2 separate regions of the Homo sapiens genome follow, and region 2 is linked to region 1. A link is a contact called in ENCODE Hi-C or POLR2A ChIA-PET data. All regions are on one chromosome and are shown on one strand. Each heading gives the region's core, a stretch centred on a gene start or an enhancer-like site at or near the end of the contact. The rest is flanking DNA. Distances are from core to core; before and after follow the strand shown.

Evidence for each region. Hi-C counts contacts between places; a loop is a spot of excess contacts on that map. ChIA-PET counts read pairs that join two places held with the same protein, here RNA polymerase II (POLR2A). Pooled maps may share reads with other maps.
Region 2: a pooled map shows a loop between it and region 1 (10-fold over the local background). The contact joins the promoter of SLC25A45 here to the promoter of KAT5 in region 1. A Hi-C loop is called at or near these places in 8 of 50 pooled maps. POLR2A ChIA-PET finds 5 or more read pairs at or near these places in 2 of 52 experiments (B cell and naive thymus-derived CD8-positive, alpha-beta T cell).

What each region holds. Positions count from the first base shown.
Region 1 is chr11:65,710,929-65,713,628 of GRCh38, reverse strand. KAT5 (lysine acetyltransferase 5) reads right to left here and starts at 1,377. Exons shown (of 13, transcript NM_182710.3): 1 at 1,184-1,377; 2 at 795-863; 3 at 571-707; 4 at 126-281; 5 at 1-36. The coding sequence starts at 1,361. RefSeq lists silencers at 1,052-1,131, 1,142-1,331 and enhancers at 1,362-1,671, 1,702-1,821.
Region 2 is chr11:65,381,275-65,383,974 of GRCh38, reverse strand. SLC25A45 (solute carrier family 25 member 45) reads left to right here and starts at 1,329. Exons shown (of 7, transcript NM_182556.4): 1 at 1,329-1,489; 2 at 2,006-2,060. The coding sequence starts at 2,024. It also overlaps a transcript of FRMD8 not described here. RefSeq lists a silencer at 1-197 and enhancers at 109-635, 964-1,163, 1,174-1,483, 1,383-1,677, 1,164-1,691 and 4 more.

The sequences.
Region 1 (2,700 bases), core at 128-2,627:
TGGAGTTGCTGGTGAAACCACCTCCACCTTCCGTTTCTGCAGAGAGAAACCAACAAAGGTGGGTCAGAAGGTAGAGAAGGTGGGACCTGAGAAGAAAGCAAGGTCCCTGGAATTGCTGAGGGTACCGTTGAGCGGTGGTTGGGCTGCAGGCAGGAGCTGGAGGAGAGCGGCTGGTCAGGCTCGCCACCGGGAATGGCCTCCCGCTCCTTGGGCAGGTTGAAGCGGAGTGTGATCTGGACCGGGATTGGCAAGGTCTTCCCGCTGGCCTGCGCCGAGGCCGGCTGTAGAGATAGGTCCAGGGTCTTCCTTTGGGGCGGGGATGGCAGTGGGATGGGGAAGGGGAAGAGGGGTCCCTCACCTCAAAATTATCAAACCCCACCCTCGCCTTCTGAAGGACACAGGACTAGCTACTGGACTCTGGGAGCTACATGTGCAATTTGGCCCCCATCCTTTGCAAGATGAAGTCAGGGTGAGAGGGAGCCGCCTCCTGCCCATCCAGGAGCTCCTAATGCCAACAGACAAGAGAAATAGGAGGCAGGAGAGAAAAGGTGAAGTGGGGGACCTACTCACCACCTCTCTCTCTGGAGAGCCAGGACGGGACCCAGGAAGTCCGTTCTTAGTGGGGGTCTTGGCCTCTTTCTTGGGGAACTGGATCTTCTTTAGGTCCAGCCGCTCATGCGTCACCCATTCATCCAGACGTTTGTTGACTGTAGCAGTGGGGATGGCTCAGGACAGAATGCCAAAGACTGTCCCCCAACCCTACCCTGATGCCCCACCTCAGGCCCAGAACTCACAGTCAATGTAATGGACGTAGAAAAGCTTCCGGCCACTGATGTCCTTCACGCTCAGGATCTCGGCCAGGGCTATGAGAATAGCATAGACAGGGGCCTTAGACAGGCCAGGCTATGAGACTCCACCCTTCCACGACCTGAACTCCACCCCCAGGCCGGATCCCTAAGCTCCAGCACTTAGGTCTCTCCTAAGCCTCCTTCAGTCACAAGTGCCACCCCTTTCCAGGCCCCGCCCTGTACCTCTCGGAGCAGCTAAGAGCCACGCCCCTTCATCAAAGTATCTGCGCCTCGCCCGCCCCATAATTCCAGACGCCCCTCCCCATCCCGGGATTTCAGTTGACTCCCGCCCCTCGCCCTCAGGTTCCTTAGTCCCGCCCCCCAACGTCACTCACGCCACTCATCTTCGTTGTCCTGGTTCCGCCGCAGCACGGGTAGGCGGCAGCCCTCGATTATCTCCCCCTGGGGAGACAGCGCGACGCCAGGGTCGGCTACTGGGGGGCCTCGGGCTCTACCCACCTCCCCTGGCTCCCTCCGCCCCGCCCCGGGCACCGGACTCACCACCTCCGCCATCTTCCCTCCCTCCACTGCCACTTCCGGCCCCTCTGGGAGACGTCACTTCCGGGACCGAGCGCCCTGTGGGCCCGGGCCTCACGAAGCCCCTGTAGAGGGGGACCTTTGAGAGACACCGCGACCCAGCTGCGAGGGGCAAGACTGCCCCTGTGACTCGGGGGAAAACGGAGTGTTACAAGCCTCAGGCCGAGCCCTAGGTGGAAACCCCATAACGTGCACAGCCAGTGGCGGTCTACTGAGTCCGTCACGTGACGCCCACCGGGTGCGAAGCTGGTCACGTGTATGCGGAGCGGGTCACGTGGCAATACCGTTTTTGGCTTTGTCGGAGGGAAGTCCTCGGGCGTCTCCTTGTGGCGGCGGGAGGTGTTGCCGGGAGTCAACTGGGCGCGAGAGGCTGGAGAAAGGAAGTGGCCTTAGAAGGGTTCGAACGCTCCCCCAAGTCTGTGGACTTCATTCCGTAGGCAAGAGGACTCAGGGAAGATTCCTAGCTTTATTTTGTATATTAGGCTTTTTTAATTTGTATATATTTATTTTTGAGACGGAGTCTCGCTCTGTCGCCAGGCTGGAGTGCAGTGGCGCGATCTCAGCTCCCTGTAACCCCCGCCTCCCGGGTTCAAGCGATTCTCCTGCCTCAGCCTCCCGAGTACCCAACTAATTTTTGTATTTTTAGTACGGGCGGGGTTTCACCATGTTGGCCAGGATGGTCTAGAGCTCTTGACCTCGTGATCCGCCCGCCTCGGCCTCACAAAGTACTGGGATTACAGGCGTGAGCCACCGCCCTCAGCCATATTAGGCTTTTTTTTTTTTTTTTTTTTTTTTTGAGACAAGGTCTGGCTCTCTCGCCCGGGCTGGAGTGCAGCCAGCGAGGCACAATCTCCGCTCACTGCAGCCTCCCCCTCCCGGGATCAAGTGATCCACCTCAGGCTCTCTAGTAGCTGGGACTACAGGCGCGCACCACCAAGCCTGGCTAGTTTTTTAAAATTTTTGTGTAAACAGGGTTTGGAGACTGGGCATGGTGGCTCACACCTGTAATCCCAGCTGCCTCCAGTCTAATCATGAGAAAAACATCAGACAAATCCCAATTGAGAAACATTTTACAAAATACCCCATGAATACTCCTCAAAACTGTGAAGGTGTCACCGGTGGAGGGTGTACAGGTTCTTGGCATCTAAAATAATGGGACAAAACGGCTGGGCGCGGTGGCTCACGCCTATAATCCCAGCACTTTGGGAGGCCGAGGCGGGCGGATCACGAGGTCAGGAGATTGAGACCATCCTGGCCAACACGGTGAAACCCTGTCTCTACTAAAAATAAATACAAAAAATTAGCTGGGCGTGGT
Region 2 (2,700 bases), core at 80-2,579, 330 kb after region 1:
CAAACAATAATAGACCCCAAGGCCCACAGAAGAGGTTGCTCAACATCACTGAGAGAGATAATGTAACCGCCCATTGGGTTCACCTTACCCTCTGCCTAGACAGAGCCAATTTGTCAAGACAGGGGAATTGCAATAAGGAGAGTTTAATTCATGCAGAGCTGGCTGTACGAGAGACAGGAGGGTTTTTTTTTTGTTTGTTTGTTTGTTTTTTTTTTTTGAGACGGAGTCTCGCTCTGTTGCCCAGGCTGGAGTATAGTGGCATGATCTTGGCTCACTGCAACAGCTGCCTCTCGGGTTCAAGCGATTCTCCTGCCTCAGCATCCCAAGTAGCTGGGACTACAGGCGCCCGTCATCACACCCGGCTAATTTTTGTATTTTTGGTAGAGATGGGGTTTCACTATGTTGGTCAGGCTGGTCTCGAACTCCTGACCTCAGGTGGTCCTTCCGCCTCGGCCTCCCAAAGTGCTGGGATTACAGGCGTGAGCCACTGCGCCTGGCCTGTATCAGTTATAGTTTTTGCAAAGGCAGTTTCAGGAATAAGAAGCAGAACCAGGACTGCAGCCCAAGCCACCACGAGAGGCCAGTCTTTGGGGATGGTCTTTTAGGATGATCTTTGGGGGTGGCCCAAGGAGCCCCAGGCAGCTCCAGAGGCAGGAGGTAGGAGGTCCTGTTTCCCGAATCTGTCCACCCGGGAGAAAGCAGCAGGGGTGGGTGGGTTCTGCCTTGGCCACAGTGAGAGGAGAAGGGAGAGAAGGACTGGGCCTTGGGCGTCCCCCATGGGAGACTAGGAGCTGCGGGGAGATCTGGAGGGGAGGGTGCAGGTGTCACTGGGCCTTGATGTTTCCCAGGGCCGTTTGGTGATGGGAAGAGGGAACTGGAGCCCCAGGCTGCCGCTGATGCTGCTGGCTGACATTTCCGTTCATTCAGTCACTCAGGATTTATTGAGAGCCCACCCTGTGCCACCCGCTGTGCACAGAACACCCAGAGATCCCTGTCCAGACAGACAAGTTCTTCCCATCGTATGTTGGCGTGATAACTGTGATGGAGAAAGAGAGGAAGAGCCAGCAGTGCCTCCGGCTGGGGAGGCGGGGCAGACCTCACCCAGGTGGTGACATTTGAGCCCCAGCTGGAGGGGTGCCAGGGCAAGAGTGCCCAGGAAGAGGGAAGAGCCAGTCCACAGGCCTGGAGACAGAAGGCTGACTGAAGAAGAGTCTGGAGGCTCGGGTGGCTGCAGCAGAGAAAGCAAGGGGGTGGGTGGCAGGACGTGAGGTCAGAGGAGAATGGGCGGCACCCTGTGGCTCACAGATCCTTGAAAGGGTTTTGGTTTTGACTGAGCAGAATGGTGCCATTGCAGATCAACACGCACTTTAAATAATCAAAACCCCTATCTTTCCCCTGGGAAGGAGGAAGCCGAGGAAGGCTGTGTTTCTGACTCACACGGGGGAGTCGGGGGAGTCGTAAACAACCCTGAAGAGAACAGCCAGGCCTGGTGAGTCACTCCTGGGAGTGGCTCCTCCCCACCCTGCCACGCAGCGGCAAATGCGGGCTGGGCCTACCCCCTGGTGGCCACGCTACCTCCGCACCCGGCCTCTCTCTGTGGCATGGGGGCGGCCATGCCCCTTGGTGGAGATGAATGGGAGTGGAGCTGGGCTGGCTGGGCAGGCAGGGGCTTGCCTCTTGCTGACTAAGGCAGCCCTGGAGGGGCCCGACCATGGGGCAGGAACCCAGTTGCCATCCTCAGAGCGAGGATCATTGGCCGGGCTCGGGGATCAGGGCCTCTGTGGTCCCGGCACGCCTGGCCCGTGAGACTGTACTCTGCACGACTCCTCCAGGTGGCCAGGGTCACCGGAACTGGCTCGCTCTCCTCTGCCAGTTGCCGGAGGTCTGGGCACCAGGCCAATTCTCACCTTCCCGCCAGGGTTAAACATTAGTGGGAGGTTATCAGCGTGGGCCAGGGGAGGGAGAGGGGGGAATTCAACTCTGTCTCCTCTGCTGGAGCCACCAGTTCCCGCAAGCCCAGACAATGCCGGTGGAGGAATTTGTGGCTGGCTGGATCTCTGGTGAGACATTTTTCTTCCTTCTGTCACATCACACCCAATGGTAGGTCACTTCCTCGGGAAGATGGGTGACATGGGAGGAGCAGAGACCAAAGTCTGAGTTCCGGCCTGGCGGGAGGATCACTTGAGCCCAGGAGTTTGAGACCAGTCTGGGCAACATAGGGAGGCCCCTGTCTCTACAAAAAAATCAAAATAATTAGCTGGGCATGGTGGCTCACACCTGTAGTCCCAGCTACTTAGGAGGATTGCTTGAGCTCAGGAGTTCAAGGCTGCAGTGAGCTATGACTGCACCACTGCACTCCAGCCTGGGTGACAGAATGAGACCCTGCCACAAAAAAAAAAAAAAAAAAAAAAAAAGAATCAGGGCATGGTGGCTCACACCTGTAATCCCAGCACTTTGCGAGGCTGAGGTAGGAGGATCACTTGGGGCCAGGAGTTTGAGACCAGCCTGGGCAACATAGGAAGACCCTGTCTTTATAAGAAATGAGAGGCTGGGCGCGGTGGCTCATGCCTGTAAGCCCAGCACTTTGGGAGGCTGAGGTAGGTGGATCATGAGGTCAAGATTTCGAGACCAGGCTGGCCAACATGGTGAAACCCCGTCTCTACTAAAAATACAAAAATTAGCCAGGCGCGGTGGCGCACG